Regions from separate parts of the Homo sapiens genome. Here region 2 is linked to region 1. Evidence: chromatin loops called from intact Hi-C (ENCODE). Cell type or tissue: GM12878. All regions are shown on one strand. Links, peaks and the distances in the headings refer to the core of each region. The heading gives the core; the rest is flanking DNA.

The links. Peaks named below come from ENCODE experiments on the same cell type or tissue, not always from the same donor. Only the 100,000 strongest peaks of a DNase experiment are listed, where the experiment ranks them.
Region 2: it touches region 1 in a loop (3-fold over the local background); 2 of 110 quality-filtered maps call a loop at or near these places.

Annotation. Positions count from the first base shown.
Region 1 is chr2:109,139,033-109,151,518 of GRCh38, reverse strand. All of the region lies in intron 1 of SH3RF3 (SH3 domain containing ring finger 3), which reads right to left. MIR4265 (microRNA 4265) reads left to right here and starts at 9,931; the gene lies at 9,931-10,029. It also overlaps a transcript of RANBP2 not described here. RefSeq lists a silencer at 1,889-1,938. In GM12878, for the core only: no CTCF peak of the experiment used is centred there; DNase peaks (open chromatin) are centred at 7,488 and 8,121; H3K4me3 peaks cover 227 bases.
Region 2 is chr2:109,601,180-109,613,665 of GRCh38, reverse strand. All of the region lies in intron 1 of SEPTIN10 (septin 10), which reads left to right. It also overlaps a transcript of RANBP2 not described here. Among named protein-coding and RNA genes, the nearest start is that of SEPTIN10, 6.5 kb to the left of the region's middle. RefSeq lists a silencer at 1-48 and an enhancer at 1-810. In GM12878, for the core only: a CTCF peak has its summit at 1,883; a DNase peak (open chromatin) is centred at 4,171; H3K4me3 peaks cover 2,873 bases; H3K27ac peaks cover 3,361 bases.

The sequences.
Region 1 (12,486 bases), core at 2,811-10,810:
TCACCAATTTCTTTTTACCATTTGTGACGTGGCTACCAGAAATTTTTAAATTAAATATGTGGCTCAAATTCTATTTGTATTGGATGGTGCTGCTTTGGAGTATAAAATTAGGAATTTGAACCATCAAAGGATGGTTTATTTGAACACCTGTTAAACCATTAGCTTTTCATGAATGTTTCTGAGACGTGTAGGCACAGATTTCCAGGAAGGAAAAAATTCTGTATTCAGTCTGTTTCCATGGCCACAAACATGGAGCCCCACAAACATGAAAAAGCCTCGGACAAGAAGACAGCACAGATACCTCAGTGTCCTGGGCCACTGGACACATATTTTCAATATATTCATTGCACTTTGTGAATCAAGAACCCATCAAATATAAGCAAGAACCCAAGGACCACCACCCCTCACCAAATGCAGGGCAAATACATTGGTGTGGCTGTTGGCTTTTGTGCAATGATGCAATATTATCCATAAAAGCCTCTCCCTTGCATTGCACTCCATAAGCAGTGTCGACCTTCATCAATGTTTCAGCAATGGAAAAGGTACCACCTGACTTCCCCCATCAGCACCTTGAAATAACTAGCTTCTTTATTTGAATGCTCTTTATGTTCAGCCATAAAGCTCTCCCACTGACTTATATGCCCATATTTTTTTTCACATTTATAGTATGGTAAAAGCACAAAACTTTTTTTTTAATTTCTCCCCAAGTCTGAACAGCCTGATAAGGAGGTAACAGTGTGAGATTTGAGGAGATCAGAACAGAATTCTAACCCCAACCCACACCTCCACTTCCTGCTCTGTGAAATGAGGCTCATCGCACCAATCCCCCAGAAATGTAGAGCCAGACTGGAACCAGAGGCAGCCTGAGCTCAGATCCCAGCTCCACGATTCACCAGCTGTGTGACAAGCTACTCAACTTCTCTGGGCCTCACTTTCCCCGTCTGCACAATGGGGGTAATCATAGCACCTATCTATACCTGTCCCACTGTGTGGTTAAACAGACTAAGTGAATTAATAAGTTGAATTCCTCGTTTTTGTAAAAAAACTATTTTTCTAAGAAATTGTTTTTTAAGTGAAATAATGAGCAGAGTAGTTCCAGGCTCATAAATAAAATGGCTTCGACTATCATCAGGTTATAGACAAAAATCCCTAGCATGGTCTTGTACCACCTGCCTCGGCCATCCTCTCCAGCCTCATGCCCCCTCCCCCAACCCTTCCCCTCCTTTCATTTGCTCCAAGCTCCTCAGGACCCTAGGCTTCCATGCTTGCCATTCCCTCCGCTGGAACACTCTTCCTCCCTCTTTACCTGGCCATGTCCAACTCATCTTCCAGGTGCAGATCTGGCAGGATTCTCCAGGTGCTGGCTCTCACAACCACTTCCTCTACACCACCTTTTGTTGGCCTTCTGCAGTTTAGATCAGTGCTGCTCACCCCAGCACTGGCATCACCTGGGGACCGTTGAATCTGATGCCAGGCTGCACCCAGACCCATCACAGGGCCCTGGGCTGAGACAGACATCAGTGTTTGGGGAGGTTCCCCAGGGGACTTCAACATGCACCCCAAGTCAAGAACCACTAGTTTAATAAAAGAACACAGCTGCAATTAAAAAGTGATTTCAACCTTCCACTGGGACAAAAAATATCCACGAGCAGAAAAAGAACCCCCTGGTATTTTAATCTTAATTAAGTCCAACTGGAGTACAAAAATACCTGCACTACAAAGCATCTCCACTGTAGCTAAGGTTTTCCAATTGTCACTTACTCACAACGTCTTGATAGAGCCCCCATGGCACCAATTAGAACGTAAGCACCACGAGGCCAGACTATCTTGCTCTCTGCAACGTTGCTGCTGCCACAGAGAGCCAAAGGACATGTGGGTGCTCAATGGACACGTGCAGGGAGATGCTCAGCTGTCCTCCTGCTGGACCTTGCATGCAAGACCCAGGGACGGCTGCCTTAACACACTTGCTCTGTCAAACAAGCGAATTCCCCTTGGGTCCTCATGGTAGAGAGCCCTGTGCCTTCCTTTGAAGCCATTCATCTGAGGTCCATGAAATGCTGTGGCAACCTCTGAGATTAAAGAGGTTTAGAAGTGCAAATGACTGTCAATGTGAATATTAATAGCTACGTTATTAATAACGAAAGTCTCTGCCAGACACTTGACTCTTGATTAAATGGAGTAGAGGAGCTCAAGTCAAGCCAAAGAGACTTCTCAGCTCTAAGCCAATGGATCTCCCAGAGAACGGGTCCCGGGGGGCCATAGAACATTCTTAGTGTCTGACTAGAGAAGTCCGAATAAAAGCAGTGGGTGTGGACCAAGGACAGCAGTGTGGCCCTGCCCTGAGTCCTGCCCACTCCATCAATGTGAGCTCCTAGGCCAGTCTCAGCTTGGCTCCCTGCTCCTTCCCAGAGCCCAGAACAGTGTCTGGCCTGCATGAGGCACTCAATTGAAGCCTCTGAAGGAAGGAAAGAGCAAATGAATAAATGAGAAGAGAAAGGGGGATCTGCAGTTGAAAGCCAGAAGTGCAAACAGGGAAACAAAGATTCCCAAAGCTTGCCTGGGCTCTGTCTGCTCCACAAAGAATAAAGTCTAGAACTTGATTTTTTTTGGGTAAAACCACCAATCAGAATTGTTCCACAAGCCATGAATTCACCTAAAATACTTTTTAAAAAAAAACACTGCCATGATTGCTGTCCCTACACATTTTTGAGACCTAAAAATAAAAGAACACCAGCTGTCCTGCTAAACAAGCATCTGTCTATGACCGAGCCCCAGTAACTTCAGAACTCAATTCACTACACATTACGCTCTGCTTCTTCAGCCATGAATGCACTTTTCAGCATTAGAAATTATCCCTTTCACATTTTTAAACGCTGTGGCTTCTGCCTGACTAATGCCATCTTTAATTATACATAATCGAGTATTTTACTGTGATCTAATGGGGTCTATTACTCATCAAAATGGCACCAGTCAGCAGTAATATTCCCCAGAGCCAATTACTCAACCCTTCTTTCATTCTTCCAAAGTATCAGCCCACACGTGCAGAAATTTGTACACAGTTTGAGCTACAGCATCTTACCAATTTGTCCAAAAAGGGAAAAAAAGAACGCCTTTAAGAAGCCCTCCCTATGATGGCTGGCTCATGAGCTCTGCCATAGTGACATGAAGAACCACGGATGGCGCTCTGGCCTGGGCTGGCTGCAGCACACCGTCCCGGTGGATTCCCTCACGTGCTCTGCTCATGTGGCATGATCGGGGCCCATCTCACAAGAGAAAACAGATACTGCAGAAGGTACCCAATTTGCCTGAGTCCTAGAGCAGGCAGGTGGGAGAGCCAGGTTTCCACCATCGGTAAGAACACACTGCATACTGGGTGCATGAGACCAAAAGGCCACACAAAGGGGGCTGTGTAGGACCCGGCTGGCAGCCCAGCCAGATGGTCCCTTCCCTGAACTCGAATTCCACAGTCACCATGCAACAAACCACCCGACTGACCTTGTCCATGATACCATGGATTTTGAGGGGCCCACAGATCTTAAGCAAACCTGTAAAGATCAGCAGAAATGAGCTAGTCCCCAAAACTCTTCATTTAAAGAGATGAACTGCCAATCAATAACTATAAACGCAGAGTTTATAAAAGGTCTAACTTTATATGTATATATGGAAATGCATATGCATACTCATCTACAGGAGTTATTAAATGACAGATCAATGGGCTAGGCTCCAATTCGGGATATTTTAGCTAAAACAACTGCTTGTTAACTTCGTAAATATTTAGAAGAGAAATTAAAATTACAAAACCAAAGTGCCCTAAGACCCAGAAGCCGGAAACTATACAAGAAAGGTCACTTCATGGGCAATTGACAAATAAATCATTTTCAAGAGAACTGGGAATCGATAACACGCTATGAGACCTTGATATAACCCTCCTGAATAATTGACTAGGCCTCTTTTTGGACCATTTACGGTACTATGTTTAGCATTCCATTTAGTGCTAATTCCTTCAAGTGTGGGCTTCTTATCAGATCTGTTGACCAAGTGGTAGATGGAAAATTATAAATACGCACAGATATGATGTTTCTCTAGTATACAAACAGCATACTGAAGCTGCAACTCAACAACTATCTTTCATCTGGCCCCAGCAACAACAAGGTGCTTATCAGCGCAGAGATAGTCTCGTCCACAAAAGCATTTGAGGTTCCCTGATGTGCCTCTGATAGAGAGAGAGCAGCACCACCTCCCCACACCCCCATATTTACATCTTTCGAGCAAACCTCTCAGCAGCAGCGGACAGCTGTAATTCCAAGAAAGTCCAGGCATCCCGGTCTTTTCTCCCAGGCACCTTGAGGAAGTGCCAGCCAACCTCTGTCTTTTGGACAAAAAGAAACCCACCCTCTGACTCGCTCCAGGGTCACCAAGAGGGGAAAACGAGACAGGGAAGAAGAGAACTTGTTTGGACAGTTGTTGGGAGGGCAGAGCCTCTACTTAGGAGAAAGCCTGAGACATCATCAGGTTGGGAGATGAGTCCCAGGGAAGGGCCCAGGAGGAAAGATGGGAACAGTTACTGCCAGAAGTGTTTTCTAACAGGACTCTGAGGCCTTCATAGGATATTGGGGCGGGGGGGGGGGGGGGGAGGGAAAAAAGAAGAGAAGAGGGGAAGAGAGGGAGGGGAGGGGAGGGGAGGGTTAGGAAGGGGAGGACAGAGGAAAACAGAAGGAATGGGGGGGGCACTAAAGAAAGGAGAGATCCGCAAGTTTTCGAAGGAAGGATTGTAAAAAAAGATACTCAGATGTAGACTCTATGGGGCCCCCCAATCCAGGCCCTTCCTCAGGGTCCCAGCCTGACTTTGGGGACCAAAGCAGCCTCAAGGAGATGGTCAGTCAGCCACCCATGGTGCAGACCCATGGTGGAGGAAGGGCTGGGCCTGAAGGTGGTGCTGGGGAGAGCGTGCATTCAGAGGTAGGCTTCTTGGATCCTAAACAGAAACAAGAAAGTGCTAGGAAGTGCCCTTCCTCCTGCCATTGAACATTCACAGGACCCATGAGCTTGTCCACCACACTGGAGGCCTCTTGGCACGGAATTGATGCAAGAAGACTCCACAGACTCCACAGAAATGGGCCAGTGATACAGAGGAGTGATTAGTCACTAGTATTCTTTTGCTCTTGAGGCCCTGGCCACCTTTGGGAAGCTGGAATGATCCCTTTGGCAATTTGTCCCAGTAACATTTCAGGGACCTTTACTGATGCCCTTTGCCTGACCCTTAATCTGGCTATAAGAGCAGCCAGAACTAAGTGACCAACAAGTGTTAGCTCCAATAATAATGGCCATTATTAGTGTACCATGCATTCTAATACGTATTCTAATGAAAACTTAAGACTCAAGAACAGTAACAGTGGTGACACCTCACCTTCACTAAATCTAACTGTTCAGCTGGTACCTCTCTCAGCACTTTTCCTGCATGGACTCCCTCGGCCCGCATGGACTCCGTCGGCCCACATAGACAAGGACACTGCGGCCGGGAGGTCACACTGCCAAGCCCCTTGACTTGCTCAGGGGTACACAGCAACAATGTGTGGGGAGGGAGACATGAACCCAGGCATTCGGGCTCCAGGGCTCCACGCACACCCATAGCCCTACGCAGCCTCCCCAGCTCTGCGGCTCCGTCCTGCCTTTCAGCCTGGTGATGTGGAAGCATTGCCACTGGCCACTACACCCCTGACCCCATGCCAACCAACAAACCAATACTGCTCCTGGGTTCCCGCCCTTTCACACGGGTGGGGAGGCTCAACGGATGGTGTGGTCCTGACCTGTGAGAACACCCAAGACCTGTAAAACAACCAGAAGATAAATTCTAGAAAAGTGCTCCTTAGGAAGTCCACGAGAGTCTAGAAACGCATGGCGATAGCAGTGCCAAAGGTCGCTCGACCATGCGTGCAACAGTGAGGCCCCCCGGACAGCCTAGGGGTGGAGGATGTGTGAGGAAGCAGCCCCTTTCATGAGGGCTTCTCTGCAGCCTCCCACAGATGAGAAAGGAGGCGGCATTCCCTCACGGACAGACAGACCAATGGTGAAGGCGACCGGTCTTCCATAAGCAAAGAGCCAACAGCAGGAATGAACACAGTGCAGGAATAAGAGAGGGGCAGGGCTCACAGGGTCATGAGCAGGGCCATGGGACTGCAAACCTGGCATGAAGTCCGGACTAAAGGGGGCTGAGTGGGCTTGTAACCACCAAACAGCATTTTAAGACAATCACCGGGGCCACAGGCACAGATGGACTGGGGAGACCGTGGTCAGGAAGGACCCAGCCAGGACACGGCTCTGTCTCAGAAGCAGCAGAAAGGCAGGAGTGAACTGCCCCTTACAAGAGAAAGAAATGACCAAACCTGGAGACACAGACAGAGCCGGTGAGGGAAGACTCAGAGATGACTCCAGGCCCCGTAAGAGGGCCCTTAACACTCTGCTTACGAGCTTCTCCAAAGGGCCCTTCCTGACACGGAGCCCTGAGTTTCTTATGCCACACCTGTTAGAGCCCAGGAGCCGGGTGTGAGCCCGCTGCCCTGAGATCGGCACTGAACGCGCTCACCCCACAGTGCGCAGTGTCCACACCGCCCCAGCACCCCAGCTCTGGGAACAAAGCTTGCTGAGCGAGGCCTATTCCCACCATGCCTTCCGCCCCCTGCCCGTCTCTTGGTTCTCAACCCCGGGTCAGTGCTCTGCTGTGGCTCAGGCTCCAGCCTGGTGCCTGACTGATGCAGACAGTGTGAGGTGGCCCCTGCCAGGCATGCATCACCAGCTGGAGGTGGGCCTGGGAGTGGCCCAACCTGGACCCAGTGCAGTGGCATAAGGACTCGGGGAACACCTGTCATGTCCAAAATAAATCCCAAAGGCTGGGTTTCTCATGTTTGCCATTTAGGTTTAAAAATCAAACAAAGCAATTTTCCCAACGCTGCTTGCAAGCATAAAATTGCCCTGTTCCTCATATTCACCTCGTTCAAACTCTTCCCTCATACAAAGCCTCAGCACATCCACAGCTGGGCGTGAGCCTTCAGACACACAGGAAACCAGGGCTGAAAGAACAAACCTAGAGACGTCATGGTGAAAGCTAGGTCTGCTTGTTCTATGACTTGAGGCAGCTTTGTGTGTTTTTTAAAAGTACTTTTCATTATCATGTTAAATTTATATTTCCCCTGTTTTATTGAGGTATAACAGACAAATAAAAATTGTATATATTTAAGGTATACAAGTGATAATTTGATATACATATACATTCCAGTTAATATATATCTATCACCTCACGTGGTTACCTTCGTGGTGTCATGAAAATACTTAAAATCTATTCTTTTAGCAAAGTTCAAGTATATAATCGAGTATTGTTAACTATGGTCACCATGCTGCACAGTAGAACTCCAGAATTCATTCATCTTATAACTGAAAGTGTTACTCTTTGACAAGTATCTCCTCTTCCCACACTTCCGGCGCCTCGTAACCACCTTTCTACTATCTGCTTCTATGAATTCAGTGTTTTTAGATTCCGGATATGAATGAGATCACACAGTATTTGCCTTTCTGTGTCTGTGGCTTGTTTCACTTCGCATAACGTCCTCTAGGCTCATCCATGCCATCACAAATGGAAAGATTTCCTTCTTTTTTAAGATTGAATAATATTCCATTGTTTGTGTATATACGTGTGTGTGTGTGTGTGTGTGTGTATACAGCACAGCACAGGCAGCCTTTTGTTTGTTTGTTTGTTTGTTTTGTTTTGTTTCAGACAGGGTGTCACTCTGTTGCCCAGGCTGGAGTGCAGTGGTGCGATCACGGCTCACTGCAGCCTCAACCTCCTGGGCTTAAGAAATCCTCCTACCTCAGCCTCTTATGTATCTAGGACTACAGGCATGCACCACCATGCCCAGCTGATTCTTTTTTTCTTTTTTTATTTTTTGTAGAGATGGGGACTTGCTATGTTGCCCAGGCTGGTCTCAAGCTCCTGGGCTGAAGCGATCTTCCTGTCTTGACCTCCTAAAGTTCTGAGATTACAGGCATGAGCCACTGCACCCAGCCCACTGCACTTTCTTTATCATTCATCTGGTGATGGACATCTGGGTTGCTTTCAGATATTGGCCCTGTGAATAATGCTGAAATGAACATGAGATTGCACATCTCGCTTTGAGGTTCTGATTTCACTTCAACTTAAGGCATTTTTTATCCAAACTATGGTCCTCCAAGCCTCAGTTTCACGATACTTACTTAATGAGTTCCTTTAAATTGACTCACTTTTTATTTAAATTTGTTTCCAAATGAAATTCCATGCAACTGCCACAATTTTTCTATATGCACCACTTGACAAACAGAATGGACCATTAAATGAAAACTTTAATATAAAACGTTTCCCAGGTTCCTCCTGAGGTTACCTTGTGGCCATCATGGCAGGCCCCCCACACTGGGTTCCCGGGCTCAGGGACACCACCAGGAATACCAGCATCCCAGTGGCACTTTCCCTTTCCTCATCTCTAGTGCCAAATCACACTCCAGCAGCCAGGACACCAGCCCCAAGCCCCCGGCACTCCACTACCACCCATGTGCTGTATCTGTCAGCACGACAATTGTCACCTTGAAAGCCGACATCCTTGACAATTCCTCAACCTGACAGAAATTTCCCACTTAAGTTTAGAGAGTGAAAACGTCCCACAATGACAGCCACCTTTCCCCACATTTACCGACAAGCCTATAGCACTTCCATCAGTCAACAACAATCCTCGATGCTTTGGCAGGTGAAGCCAGAGGACACCAACGATCAGAAAATAAACCCAGGCCCGACAGCCCATGCTCCGCTCAGTTGACCTCACAGGTGACTCCAGGATGGAGGGCTCCAAGATGCAGCCAAGCAGAGGCGTTCTGCCCCCAGAGAACCCAGAGAGGCTTCTGGTGACAGGACTAGAATCCTCCTCCCTCAGCCACTGGGGAGAGCAGAGTGCCCCGTTGTCCCTGGGGAGCCCAGGAGGCAGCCCCTCCCTCACTCTCGGCCGCTGTGCCTGCAAGCTGGGTGCCTGTGTGGGTGCTGGGGGCCAGGGAATGGGAAGAAGTCACGGGACACATATTTGATTCCAAGTTTGTGGAGCTAACCCCACAGGGTGCTTTGGGGTCCTATTAAAATCAGAGGAGGCACATTTTAGAGTAGAATATAACATGCATGGGAATTTTTAAGAAAAAATAAGACTGTAAACACCTATTCCTGAGAACACCAATGGAAGGGATGTGGGTGGGGAGGTGGGGCAGCTGGCAAAGAACTGGAAATGCACAGCTCACCCAGTCACAAAGGCGCAAGAGTCCGCCCAGGGGGCTGGACCATGGGAAGCATTCCCTTGCTGCTCTCCAGGAGCTCAGGGACCCCACCCGGTAGGTGACTCAGGGTGGGGCCCAGGGGACAGGCCAGGGGCTGCAGCAGAAGTTCTAGGCACATACCTGAGACCCCCCCCCCAGGAGACTCAAGGACCCCAGAAGAGGACTTGGGCAGGGGGCTGGAAATGATGGCCACACACCAGAGGAGGTGTCACAGAAGTTTGTTTGAGACTTCCGTGAGTGTAGAAAGGGCCCTGCCACCTGCAGAGCTTGCAGGAGGTAGGAGAAGCAGGCAGCCGACAGCAGACTGGCACATCTGGGGGGTCCCATGGGTGAAAGGAGGCGAGGACCTGGCTTTGCTGAGCTGGACACAACCGTCACCCTGACCTCCTTCTCCAACCAGTACCCCCTCCTGTTGATACTGTCAGGAGACTTGTTCCCCGGGGTCTAGAAAATGACTATTTTGCTTTCTCCTGGGAGATGCTGGCTTTGGGTCCTAACTCTTCTGTCAAGACACACTGTTATCCCCAGGCGTCATCACTCTTCCTGGGATCTGCACCCTAAATTCACATCCGATTTCACGATAGAGAAAAGTGCAGTGGGTTGGAGCTTCAGCCTACACCTGTAAAGAATTGGTCAGCCTGGGGACTGGTGATCTCTGCAGCTGTGGGCTCAGCTCTGGGCTGGGCCTGGTCACTGGGAAAGGCAGGCATGTGCCTAGGTGCTGCAGAGGTCTCGAGCCCCTCCCATGAGCTTGGCGCGGTGCGGAGGGCAGCCTGTGAGTGAGGCTCTGAGCCCCACTCATCACTGAGCAAGTTGGAGGAAGAGGGACCCAGGCAGAGACGAGAGGCTGCCTCCAGAAAGCCAGCCAGTGGCAACTGCAAAAGCCGACAGAGCACTGGTTGCCAGGAATGCGCACGGCCCACAGAGGGGAAGAGTGAGGAAGGGTCACTGAAACAGCCTGAACAAATAAAAATGGAGCCAGAAACTGCACAGAAGGGAGACAAAAGAGAGGAATCCGCAGAAACCTGGGCTCCGGGGGGTGTGGTTGCATCTTTCCACCTGGATGAAGTCGACTAAAATGAGCACCAAGGATGGGTCCCAGCATAGCATTGATCCCTTCAATACAACTGATGTAAATGGCTCACACCAGCCAGATACCGCCTGCCCAACAGGAGTCTGGTTGTCAGGATGCTTTAGGGTTGTCCAGTTCACAGCAGCCCCGGATGGAAGGTGGGGGTTATGAAAGTAAGGGCTTCTCAGCCCATGAAGTTGTTTACAGCAGTGATAGTACCAAGTGGAAAACTGATACCCCTGGGGCCAGACTGTGTAGGTGTTGATAGTCTAAGATGGGGCACTGATTAGTTTGGGGACACAGAGGAGATGTTACCTTTAACATCAATCATATTGCATAGACTGGCTATTAACCACGTGTAGAGCACATAGGCCTTTTGCAGAAGGGAAAAAATTCTATTTCCCATAAATCTAAAAAGCATGAAATTGGCCGGGCATGGTGGCTCACGCCTGTAATCCCAGCACTTTGGGAGGCTGAGGCAGGTGGATCATGAGGTCAGGAGATCAAGACCATCCTGGTTAACATGGTGAAACCCCGTCTCTACTAAAAATACAAAAAAATTAGCCAGGCATGGTGGTGGGCGCCTGTAGTCCCAGCTACTCGGGAGGCTGAGACAGGAGAATGGTGTGAACCTGGGAGGCAGAGCCTGCAGTGAGCCAAGATCGCACCACTGCACTCCAGCCTAGGGGACAGAGCAAGACTCCGTCTCTAAAAAAAAAAAGGCAAGAAATTTCTGAAGTCTGGGAAAAATAGAAAAAGAACATCAGTATGTAAAGGCATTATAAGTAGATTTATGATTCACAAAGAACCGGCAAAAGAGAAGGTCCATGGCTGGATGCAGCTGATCTCAGGAAGAGAGAGAACTCCAAACACGTGCGTCAACCACATGCAACCACGTGCATCAATCGACCCATATGCACCAACCATGTGCATCAATGCAGCCTTCAGAAAAGAAGTGACAGTGATGGTGCAGGAGGGGACGGTGGACAGAGGGAAAAGGGGCCTCCCAGGACTAAGTGGAAAGCCTTCCGCAGACCTGTCCTCTTCACCCCAGCCTTGTCATGTGAGTTATGTAGGCACAGTTTCAACGTCATGAGTCACTACCTCTGATCAATAAACCCTCCTGTTTTTTTAAAGCAGCTATATTTGAGACAAACAGCCTCCATCTGCCTAGGAACACAAACCTGAACAAACTAAGCCCCAGTGGCGCTGCCTTTTGGATGTAGACCCCTGTCCACACGACTCCAGATGTCAAACTGCCAAGCAATGGACACATTGGTCTTTGGCAAAGAGGTGATTGAAAAGCTCAAAAACTGCAAGTCTTAAACTCCATTGTTCAATGGGCTGCTGACCCATAGCAGGTGCCCTTCTGCACTGTGAGGCTCAACCACAGGATCTGATATACGTCACCTCATTTGATATGCTGGGGACAACAACTTTAAATCCAGGAAAACTCTTGTTACTGTACACAAGTCAAAGCTTAGTTTGTCAAACCGAGACAGCAGATACACTCCCAATTCCATAAGGAACACATTTTTAAATTAATTTTTAAAACTCAGATTTCTAGCATTGGAAGTTTTCCCTCTGCTATAGTCCACAACACAAATTCAGCCACAGAAGGCACAAGGGGGATGCCGCTCAGGATACAAGAGAGTTGTCTTCCTATTAGGAGTGTGACTGTGTGAGAGCATTCACCTTTCATACTGCACATGTTTAGACTACAAACTTGGTCCAGACAATGACTGCTAGTGACAAAATTAACCCATGGGCATCATGAACTCAGTAAAAAAAAAAAGGTCAGTCTCATTGGCTATCTTTGTTAAGGCGACATTAATTTAGCACAATCTACATTCTTGATGCTCTGCACGCATTTTCTCATGCAAACACATCTGGTTTTAATTACCTTTGGCTGTGCTTGGGAAGAGAAAATAGGATGCAATTTTTAAGTTACGCAGATTTGGGATATGATTATAAAGAGTTAAGGAATCCAGTGGCTTATCCATAAAAGAGTAAAGATGTGGATACATTTTGATAAATAAAATAAGCTGCATAATTAAATCCACAGACATCACCCA
Region 2 (12,486 bases), core at 1,079-9,078, 460 kb before region 1:
TGCTCCCCGGCTTCCGCGGCGGCCGGGCGCCTGGGGCGGGAGAGGAGCCTCTGCGGAGCCTGGGCGCGGCCGGACCCCGGTTCGCGGGGCGCGGCGCCAGCGTCGGGACGGTGGGAGAGTTCTTGAACGACTTCCCGGTCTTTGCCAAAAGTTACATCCACAGCGGTGTTTGTGGGTCTCTTACGGCTATAACGGAGTTGAAGGCGCAGTGCGGACTGATTGAATAGCGGTCATCTTTTGCAGCCGTGAGCACTTCCGAGCCTCCCTGCCGCCGGGAGAAAGCCCGGCTCCCCTGGCTTTTCAAAAGCTCTCCCGTTTTATCCGATGGTGTGGTCGTCCAAGTTTTCCTCCATTGGGATTTTAAACCGTTTTTTTCCCGCCTTGACTCTTTTGTACTCTAAAAGAACGCGTTTGTTCACTGTTTTGAACCTTTCCAGTTACTTTTGTAGATTTATCTCGCTTGTTAGTAAGCCAGCGGTTTTCCAAGTGTGGTTACAACTATTTTCGTTAATAGTACCAAGGTCGTGTACATCGAGTTTTCCAAAGGCTACATGGTATGGAGTGATCTCACCGCCGTTTGGAGGCCCGATGCCTGTGTATTCTTAAAAACAAATTCTCCCTTTTAATTTTTGATAGTAAACATTGGTGGTTTTCATCTGTGTAAACAAAAGCTCTTTGGAGGCTGGAGACCAAAAAGTTTGAGAACCACTCTACTAAGCAACCTCCTACATGAGAAGTTTAAATTGTAGAAACAGTTCAGATTGCAGGCTGAGAGATTAGAGGATCCGTCCAAAGTGACACCGTTGGTTTGTTTTATAGAACCTGGACAAAGATTTTTCTCCCTGATTCAGCCCAGGTCTCTTTTCATTCTATCGCGTATTTTTTAAAAATCTCAAATTTTCTGTCTGGACCCCCTTGTCTCAGTTGCTGTGTTTGTGTGCATGTGTGAGTGAGGGAAAATTGAGGGGTCCTGGTGAGGAAAATGTGTTTTATAAATTCTTTGATTCATAGATTACGTATCCAAACAAGCTTGAGCAGAAGAGAACACTTCATTTAGCTGATGTTAGATTTATTTTTAATTGTACTTAATTTGCTTTGAGGCTAACTTTACTTATTTTCGAATTAAACTGTATTTTGCGTTAATTGTAGATTAATATGCAGTTGTAAGAAATAATACAGTATAGTGAGAACCCTGTACCCTTTATCCACCTTTCCACAATAAGATCTGGCAAACCCATAGTACGATATCACAACCAGCATATTGTCATTGATTGATACAGTGAAGATAAAGGATGTTCCCAGGACCAGGAGGATCCCTTAATGCCTTTTTATAACCACACACACTTCTTTCCTGCCCTGCCTCCTTCTTAACCCCAGACAATCAGTGATTCGTTTTTATTCTTATAATTTTGTCATTCCAAGACTTATATAATGGAATCACCCAGTTAGTAACCTTTTGAGATTGGATTTTTTTTTTTTCAACTCAGCAAAGTTCTGGAGATTCATCCAGGTTGTTGCATATATCTGCAGTTTGCTGGGGTAGTATTCCATGGTATGATTGTGCCACAGTTTGAAGGATATCTAGGTTGTTTTCAGTTGTTGGCTATTGGCAATAAAGCTGCTATAAACATTCATGTACAGTAACTCATAATGTAAGCATAAGTCTTCAGTTCTTTGGGATAGATGCCCAGGAATACAATTGTTGGGTCATATGGTAGTTGCATGCTTAGTTTTGTAAGAAACTGCCAGACTTTCTCAGAATGGCTGTATTATTTTGCATCCCTACCAGGAAAGTATGAGAGGTCCAGTTTCTGCACATCCTTACCAGCATTTGGTGGTGTCCTTATTTTTAATTTAGCCATTCTTATAGGTATATAGTGACACCTCATGGTGATTTTAACTTGGATTTCTCGTATTGTCACCCAGGCTAGAGTGCAGTGGTGCCAAGATGGCTCACTTCAACCTCAGCCTCAATCTCCTGGGCTCAAGCGATCCTCCTGCCTCAGCCACCCCAAGTAGCTAGGACTATAGGTGTGCACCACCACAGCCGGCTAAATTTTTGTATTTTTTGTAGAGGCAGGGGTGTGACCATGTTGCCCAGGCTGGTCTCAAACTCCTGGGCTCAAGCGATCCTCCCGTCTCAGCCTCCCAACATGTTGCCTATTTTCTAGTTAGATTTTTTTTTTCTGTTGGGTTTAAAGTTTTTTAGGTATACTAGATTCCAGTCCTTTCTCAGATATGTGATTTGAAAATGTTCTCTTTCAGTCTGTAGTTTATCTTTTCATCTTCTAACAGGGTCTTTTGCAAAGCAAAAGTTTTCAGTTTTGTTGAAATTTATCATTATTTCCTTTTATGGATTGTGCTTTTGGTGTCAAGTTTAAGAACTCTTTGCCTAACCTTAGATCCCAAAGATTTTCTCTTATTTTTTTCCTAAAAGTTTTATAGTTTATGTTTTACATTTATGTTATGACCCATTTTGAGTTAATTTTTCTGTTAGGTGTCAGACTTAAGTTGAGGGCCATTTTTTGGCCTATGGATGTCCAGTTGCTCCAGCACCATTTGTTGAATAGGCTCCCTTTCCATTATTGAGTTGTTGATGCACTTTTGTCAAAAGTCAGTTGAGCATATTTGTGTGGGTCTGTTTCAGTCTGTTTCTGGGTTCTCCGTTAGCACGCAGTCTTGATTCCTGTAGCTGTGTAAGTCTGAAATAAGGTAGACTGATTTCTCCCACTTTATTCTTCTCTCCCCCAGATTTTTAGCTATTCTAGTTCTGTGCCTCTCTGTGTAAGTTTTAGAATCGTCTTATCTATATTTACAAATAATTTTGCTGGGATTCGAGAGGAATTACATTAAATGTTTATATCGATTTAGGGAGAATTGATAGCTTTACTATGTTGAGTCTTCTAACTCATGTACATAGTATTTCTCTTCATTTCTCTCTTTTTTTTTGAAGACGGAATGTCGCTTTGTCACCCAGGCTGGAGTTCAATAGCATGATCTCAGCTCACCGCAGCCTCCACCTCCCTGGTTCAAGCGATTCTCCTACCCCAGCCTCCTGAGTAGTTGGGATTACAGGCATGTGCCACCACGCCCGGCTAATTTTTTGTATTTTTAGTAGACACAGGGTTTCTCCATGTTGGTCAAGCTGGTCTTGAACTCCCAACCTCAGGTGATCCACCCGTCTCAGTCTCCCGAAGTGTTGGGATTACAGGCGTGAGCCACCATGCCCGGCCCAGACCTTTTTTTTAATAGAAGAGGATATTAAAATTCAGGGAAGTGGCTGGGCGCAGTGGCTCACACCTGTAATCCCAGCACTTTGGGAGGCCCAGATGGATGGATCATGAGGTCAAGAGATTGAGACCATCCTGGCCAACACCGTAAAACCCCATCTCTGCTAAAAATACAGGAAATTAGCTGGGCTTGGTGGCATGCGCCTGTAGTCCCAACTACTTGGGAGGCTGAGGCAGGAGGATCACTTGAACCTGAGAGGTGGAGGTTGCAGTAAGCTGAGATCGCGCCACTGCACTCCAGCCTGGCGACAGAGTGAGACTCTGTCTAAAAAAAAAAAAACACCTCAGGGAAGTTTAGTGTCTCGCTTAAGGAATCACAGCTAGTGATTGTGAGATCTGCTCTGTGTCATATTGTCCCTGCCATTATCTCCACCATGCTCCTTATTAGGAATTGCATCATTTTATGATTCAGGAGATCCTGGCTGTATAATTAGTTATTGTTGACTGAGATAGTGGATCTTGAAATAGTGTTGAGTACAGTCCACTGACTGCCTTTTCATCTCCCGAGAAACACAGCCATAATTTTCCACTTCTTCAGTTATCCTTACCTTTTAAGTGGTGACCAAATCTTTGCAATTCCTGTCCGCATTTGTCATTTCCTGTTTTAGCTACAATGCTTCTGAACTTTTTTTCTCATTCCTTCTCAGTTTTTCTTCAGTGAGGATAATTTTCGTATCTAAGAGGCTTCTCATTTGTTTTACTTTCTGTCTTGAAGTTGTGATTCTTAATTCTTTCTTGATCTTTTTTTTTTTTTTTTTTTGAGGCGGAGTCTTGCTCTGTCACCCAGGCTAGAGTGCAGTGGCGCGATCTCGGCAGTGAAAAGACTCAGTTCCCATGCTGCTTCCTCTGAAGCTTTCCCAGAGAACCCCAGCCCCTGGCAGCCAGGCTGCTTCTCATTTGGTATTTGGTCATATGCTACCTTGCAGTACCTCCTAATTTATGTTTTTGTATTGTTAACCTTTTGCATCAAGTAAACTCTGCATTTTTTTCGTCCTTAATTAAATGATCTGTTTTCTGGAAGAGCAACCTGTATTATTCTTTGTATCCTCCATAGCCATACTCATATATCTTTGAGGACAGGCATTATTTTTTTATATGGAAAGTATGTTATCTTGGACAATTTTATTCTTGCTGAATGTTAAATGAATAAATTATAAATGCTTGCAGGCAGCCAGGAGCTGTTTGTTCATCTACACTTATGTTCTAATGAAGCCCCACTTTCCCTAGGCTGAAACACTGATAGTGTCATACTTTTCAGATAGTCCCAGACCGATTTTCATTATAACATAGTGCCAGGTTATGTTTGGATTAATTGATTGATTGATTGATATATTTTGGTCTGTGGGAAAGAAGGAGAAGGATGCTCTTAAATTTTTATAATCTACTGCAGGATAGAGTCCCTCTCTTCAAGAATACATACAGGACCCTTGCTTTCAACCATATTAATGTGATTTATCTCTGCTTTAGATTTTGAGCATTCCTAGTATAAAATGCCTGATGCGCAAAGCTTTTGTAATGAGAACTTTAATTCTTACACTTTCTTCTGATAATATCTGGAAGGTTGATTTAGATAATGCTTTATTTAGAAAATTTAATTTTTTTTTAGGATTTGTATCTACTACTGATTTAAGGATTTTGGAGGAGGAATCATGTATCTCATAGTCATAATGACGAAAGTAAAATATTTTAAATTCTAATGTTAAATACCTTAAAACAAATATGATTTAATAGCTTGGGATATAGCACTTATACTTTGTTGGTATTACTTTTAGTAAATAGGCTACCTGGTCAGGCTCCCTGGTCTGTGCCAGGTAGGATGGGCTCCCCAGCCCCTCCTCACTAGTTTCAGCCTAAGATCATATGACCAAGGAACTTACCAAAGATAAGGTAGAAATGTGGCTATTCTCTGATTTCCTTTACCTTCCTCCCTTAAGAATCAGATCAAGTTTATCCTGCCCTCTGTGTGGTCTGTATTTATGGGGATAGCAAGAAAGTCCTATTGTCTTAGAGTGCGTGTTACATAGAAAGAGTTCACAAATTGTGAAATATTAGGTAGGGAGTATATTGATGGATACCTTGAATGTTCTGTGAGTGTCCATGAGAAAACTGTATCCCAGTCTCTCATGGACAAATAGAAGCTGTGCATGGTGACATTTTTCCTTAGCTGCATATATACTATTTGGCAGGAACATTGCCTTGAGCTCTAAATTAGTCCAGAATTACTCAAATGATTTTTGAAAATTAAAATAAAAAGCTGCTTTTGTTATAAAAGACCTTTAAGAGGATAGTTGACTAAGTTTAATTCTATGTGTATAGATGAGAAATGTTCTCACTGACAAATTAGTAGCTAGTTCTGCTCAATCTGAATGAGTCACGGCTTCAGAAACAGACATTGAACTTTTCCCCATCTCCAGCATAATCTTCAGTTTTTTTTCCCATTTGCACTGCATGAAATCTACTTTATAGAAAGTCCTTTTGTCGTCTTATAAAAGTATAGATACCTCCAGACAAGTTAGTCAGTGGGTGACTTTCCTAATGCCTAGGGAGATCCTGGGAATCAAGGAAGTCAGAGTTTCCCTAGGGGTGAACACAGGTAGGTAGTTTTGATTTAGGGCAGGTTGGGTGAGAAGTCAGGGGAGGAAAGACTAAACTTTGCCTTTTTCAAGGTTTATCTAGAACAGTGTTTCTCAACATTTTTTCATTATTACCCCCTCAGGAGAAAAATTACATTTAAATAAAATGTAATTAATAACAGATTTAATTTTTATTAAATTAGCCCAGGTAATTAAGTTCTCCCTAATGGGAGGAATCCAGTACTAAAGAATATACATTTTTCAGATAAGGTTGAGCTTTGGTGAGGGCCACAGACCATTTGTTTATTTATTTATTTTTGTCCTCCCAAGAACCGATTTCTGCTCTCTTTAGGGGGAGAGATAATACAGGTACTGCCCCCATTGAGAATGCATGATCCATGGTTAGCCATCCTAGCAATAGGGCAACATATGTTTTTTCTTCTGAGTCTGCTACTAGATTTGAAAACAGTCTAAGACTAAATACTCTGTACATTATAAGTTAAATGAGGCATTCAAGAACTTACTCAGGACCTTAGCTGTTTGTAATATTGTTTCTATGGAGACTGTAGTCTTACTCCAAGCAGCTTACTAATATGAATTTTTGGAAAATACAAATTATTTGTGTGATTATGATTTATACTACCTTTAAATAAGTAGAATGAAAGCTTTTTACAAAAAGCTCAATATTGAGCTAAATAGTAAACGAAGCGATGGCCATGGATTAGCGGAGAAGAGCAGGCTAGACATTTTAGACAGGAAGAATATTCACTGTCTGACACTGTTTATATGCTGAAACTTAAAATAACATGAGAAGCCTTTCAATTCTTCACTATTCATGAAAGAAATAGCTTTGCTGGGCGTGGTGGCTCATGCCTGTAATCCCAGCACTTTGGGAGGCTGAGGTGGGTGGGTCACCTCCGGTCAGGAGTTTGAGACCAGCCTGGTCAACATGGTAAAACCCTGTGCCTAGTGGTGCGTGCCTGTAGTCCCAGCTACTCGGGAGGCTAAGGCAGGAGAATCGCTTGAACCTGCGAGACGGAGGTTGCAGTGAGCCGACATTGCACCACTGCACTCCAGCCTGAGTGACAGAGTGAGACTCCATCTCAAAAAAAAAAAAAAAAAAAAAAAAAGCTTAAAATTTTTAGTGCAATTTTTTTTTTAATAAAAGGGAACTTTTTAGCTATTATTTTCAACTTTTAGTGGCCTAGTAATCTCTGAAGATCTTTGCAGGTAATAAAGTAGTCAAGATATATTTTTCTGTGGACTTGTCCTTTATGGCTATAACTATGTCCACTATGGTAATTGAATGCTACCAGATGCTGAAGTGCATTCACCATGGCAAGTACTTCCCTTGTGTTATCACATTTTATTTTTTATTTTTTGTTTTTTGAGACAGAGTCTTGCTTTGTCGCCAGACTGGAATGCAGTGGTGCAGTGTTGGCTCACTGCAACCTCTGCCTCCCGGGTTCAAACGATTCTCCTGCCTCAGCCTCCGGAGTAGCTGGGATTACAGGCATGTGCCACCACACCCAGCTAATTTTTGTAGTTCTAGTAGAAGCGGGGTTTCACCATGTTGGCCAGGGTGGTCTCAATCTCTTGACTTTGTAATCCTCCCTCCTTGGTCTCCCAAAGTGCTGGGATTACAGGCATGAGCCACGGCACCCGGCCTGTGTTACCACATTTTATTCTCCCAGCCCATGAGCTGAGTACTGTTATCTCTAGTTTTTTGGATGAGATGCAACTTTCACACATCCTTGCACAAAATGTCTTTTGTTTCCTCCATGTTGTCTTTGTACCTCCTTGCCCCAGACCTCATTCCAGGCTTTGGCAGTTCTTAATGATGCAGCATTTTGCATCTGTTGCTACTATACAGTTAATTCTAACAGCCTTCTTAACATACATTTATACTGATGTCATGCTAACTCTTCTTCTTTGTGACATGGATCATTGAGAGAATTTCTGGGGGCTCTCTGTTTTGGTAGAAGATAGGCTGCTTGTCACATAGTAACAGAAATTCTGTTGTATAGAAAAGAATTATAATTTACAGTTTCCATGTAACTCTGAGGACTAAAGAACCTAATACAGCATTATAATTTGAACAGTTGGAGAAAATAATTTTGTTTTGTATTTGCATATTTTGCTATATATTTTCTTTTTTGTTGATTACAAAAATTATACAGATATTATTTAGCTTATCCTCAGGTATTCTGATTAGCTTTTTTAGCTACACTTTCCCATTTACCTACCTTTTAGTCAGAAAATTATGTTATACTTTTATGAATTAACTTTGTTATTCAAGTACAATTTATTTATTTATTTATTATTATTTTTTGAAATGGAGTTTCACTCTTGTCGCTCAGAGTAGAGTGCAGTGGTACGATCTCAGCTCACTGCAACCTCCATTTCCCGGGTTCAAACGATTCTCCTGCCTCAGCCTCCTGAGTAGCTGGGATTACGGGCACCTGCCACCATGCCTGGCTAATTTTTGTATTTTTAGTAGAGACAGAGTTTCACCATGTTGGGCAGGCTGGTCTCAAACTCCTGACCTCAGGTGATCTGCCTGATCATACTAGTAATATGGTATAATTATATTCAGCCCAAAAACTAAGCCTGACTGGCTTGATGAATTAAGCTGAATCTTTAATGCTCTTATCAGTGTAGAACAATTCAAGTCTCAAGGAATCAATGGAAACTTCAAGAGAAGTGAGAATTACCACTGGGCCACGTATATTTGTTTTTGATAATGTAAAATTTTACATAAAAGTTCTTTGAGGGATCCAAGGTGCTCATAGGAACCTTAAACTCAGTAGTTCCAAAGTTGCATCAAACCTGTGCTGATTCCTCTCCTATTCTCTTTCCTGCTTCACAGTGACGTCTCTCCAGTGACCTTAGTTTGAGTCACTTGGACTCAGAATCATGAAGTCAGCTTCTTGCAGCCTCACCTTTTCTGCTGTCCTTGCATTTACATGTAAGCCTCCTTGGGCTTCAGTGATGAGCTCACTGTGATTTTCCAACCATACCAGTTATATTTGTACCCTTGGCACACGCAGATTCCACTACTGTGTTGTCCCTCCCCTCCCCTCCCCAGAGTCTCGTTCTGTCACCCAGGCTGGAGTGGCTCAATCTTGGCTCACTGTAAGCTCCGCCTCCCCGGTTCATGCCATTCTCCTGCCTCAGCCTCTTGAGTACCTGGGACTACAGGCACCCGCCACCATGCCTGGCTAATTTTTTGTATTTTTACTGGAGACAGGGTTTCACCATGTTAGCCAGGATGGTCTCGATCTCCTGACCTCGTGATCCCACCCGCCTCGGCCTCCCAAAGTGCTAGGATTACAGGCCTCAGCCACCACGCCCGGCCTCTTTTCTTTTCTTTCTTTCTTTTTTCTTTCTTTCTTTTCTCCCCGCCCCGCCCCTCCCCTTCCCTTCCCTTCTTTCCTTTCTTTCTTTTTCTTTCTTTCTTTCTATGGGGTCCCGCTCTGTCACCCAGGCTGGAGTGCAGTGGCGCAGTCTCAACCACTGCAACCTCTGCCTCCTAGGTTCAAGCAATTCTCCTGTCTCAGCCTCCCAAGTTGCTGGGATTACAGGCACACACCACCACACCTGGCTAATTTTTTTTTTAATTCTTTTTTTTTTTTTTTTTTGAGGCAGAGTCTCGCTCTGTCGCCCAGGCTGGAGTGCAGTGGCATGATCTCGGCTCACTGCAATCTCCACCTCCCAGGTTCACACCATTCTCCTGCCTCAGCCTCCCGAGTAGCTGGGACTACAGGCATCTGCCACTATGCCCGGCTAATTTTTTTGTATTTTTAGTAGAGATGGGGTTTCACCGTGTTAGCCAGGATGGTCTCGATCTCCTGACCTCGTGATCCGCCCGCCTCGGCCTCCCAAAGTGCTGGGATTACAGGTGTGAGCCACCGTGCCCGGCTTAAAATTTTAATTAGAGACGGTTTCACCATATTGGCCAGGCTGGTATCGAACTGCTGACCTCAGGACCCACCACGCCCAACCTGTCTTGTCTTTATTTGCTAGGAAATTTCCTGTTTCTTCATCAAGTCTCTGCTCAAGCCTTTTCTTGCCAGTGCTTTCTCTGACTATGTAGATTTCATTATACCCTGAGTGTCTTTTCCAGATTTTTAGTTGTATGTATGTCTCCCAATTGTACTAAGATTTAAATTGCAAGGATATTGATTTATACAGCTTCGATCCACAATACCTGGGGTCTGTTATTCTGTCCTTAAAATGTAAGGCTTTAAAAATAATATTATGAGGCCGGGCGCGGTGGTGCACGCCTGTAATCCCAGCTCTTTGGGAGGCTGAGGCAGGCGGATCACGAGGTCAGGAGATTGAGACCATCTTGGCTAACAGGGTGAAACCCCATCTCTACTAAAAATACACAGAAAAAAATTAGCCAGGCGTGGCGGTGTGTGCCTGTAGTCCCAGCTGCTGGGGAGGCTGAGGCAGGAGAATGGCGTGAACCCAGGAGGTGGGGCTTGCAGTGAGCCGAGATTGCGCCACTGCACTCCAGCCTGGGTGACACAGTGAGACTGTCTCAAAAAAAAAAATAATAATATTAATAATGATAATAATAACATTATGTACATTTGTGGAGTAAGTGAAAAACAATAAGCATTGATAGACTTCACACTGATTCCTAAGTATTCTTTTTTCCCAGATGTTCCTGTCAACTTTAGGTCCTTTTAATGCTTTTTTGTTTTGTTTTTTTTGTTTTGTTTTTGAGACAGGGCCTTGCTCTGTTGCCCAGGCTGGAGTACAGTGGTGCAGTCACAGCTTACTGCAGCCTTGACCTCCCAGGCTCAGATGATCCTCCTGCCTCAGTCTTCCAAGTATCAGTTTCCACAGGTACACACCACTGTGCCTGGCTAATTTTTTTTTTTTTTTTTTTTGAGACAGGGTCTGCCTATGTTGTTCAGGCTTTAAGTCCTTTTAATGGGTATCTATTTCTCTTCCTTCCCCTTTTCTTCAGCTCCTCTCTCATTTGCTTTTCCTGGGCTAAATAAATGACTTCTCAAATTTCATTGGCTTTTCTGTCACCTAGCCTGCATGGAACATGCTCTCTTTTGAAGGAATTCGAGCCATCTAGTAATCCTTTTTTTTTTTTTTTTTTAATTTGAGATGGAGTTTTGCTTTTGTTGCCCAGGCTGGAGTGCAATGGTGCGATCTCGGCTCACTGCAACCTCTGCCTCCCAGGTTCAAGCGATTCTCCTGCCTCACCCTCCCGAGTAGCTGGGATTATAGGCATGCGCCACCACACTCAGCTAATTTTGTACTTTTAGTAGAGATGGGGTTTCACCATTTTGGTCAGGGTGGTGTCAAACTCCTGACCTCAGGTGATCCACCCGCCTTGGCCTCCCAAGGTGCTGGCATTACAGGCGTGAGCCACCGTGCCCGGCTTACTTTTTATTTAAATAAGCCTTGAGATTTAGTTCCACAGGGTCTTTTCACATCAATAAGATGCAATTTTATTGTCTTAATCTTAATTTTATTGTCCTTAATCTCCCTTTCTGTTCATGCAGTTTCTGTAAGTTGTTTTCATTCTTCACATCACAAACTTTCTCTCATTGCTTGTTCCAAGTTATAGTCATAAAATCTGAGTTGAAAGGGATCTTAGAAAATTGTTACCTTTGTTACCCACTTAGTACGGAAATCAGCTCTGTAGTATTGATAGGGGTTACTGTGCCGCTGTTGGAACCCTTCCAGGGTCTGAGCTCAGTGCTTCCTAGGCAGCTCATTTCTCTGTTAGACAACTTGAATCCTTCAGTCATTTCCCTTCCTTGTGTCAAAATCTGCCTCACTAGTCTATTCATGGGTCCTGGTTTTTCCCTCGGGAAGCGCATTTCCATATGACGGACTGAATATACTTTGCTGTCCCTTAATCCTCTTATGCTGCGGTAGGCTAACAACATTGGGAAAAAGTCATATTTCCTTGACTCATACAGTGCTAGAAAGTAACTTGTAGAGTATTAGAAAACTTAATCTGTAAGACATCATAAAGGAAGATTTAGTTGCTTTTTTTTTTTTTAACTTCAGGGTGTAGAAAGATATTTTGAGCTTTATATTTAAGGAAGAAGCCGTAAAGAAAAAGATTTATAGTTTAGTCTTTATGAAAACTGGAAGGGTCAGTAATAAATCAGGAAAAGATATTTATGATACACATGACAAGCAAAGAGTTATACTCAGCAGCTCTTACTAATAAGAGAAACAAAGAAGGAGTACCCTGATAGGCAAGTGGGAAAACATGAATTGGTGATTTATGGAAATATAGGAGAAATGGCCAGTAAGCTGAAAAATGTTTAAAATACTAGAAGTTAAATTAAGATGTTAGTTTTGCCTGTCAAATTGACAGAAATTTAAAAATTGTTAATACCCTGTACTGATGAATATATAATGAAATGGACCCTTTTATACACTTGTGTTTATTGTGAAATATGTATTTGGTCTTTGACCCCTGACATACAACTGCTGAAATCCTTAAAACTTCCAAAGTGATGTCTTTTGTATGCTAATGAGATGACTGGTGGCTGGCAGCCCCTAGGTAGCTTAAGGATGGGGCTGGTCACCAGAAAGAACAAGGCAAGATTAGAGGGTTGGGACTTTCAGTTTCATCC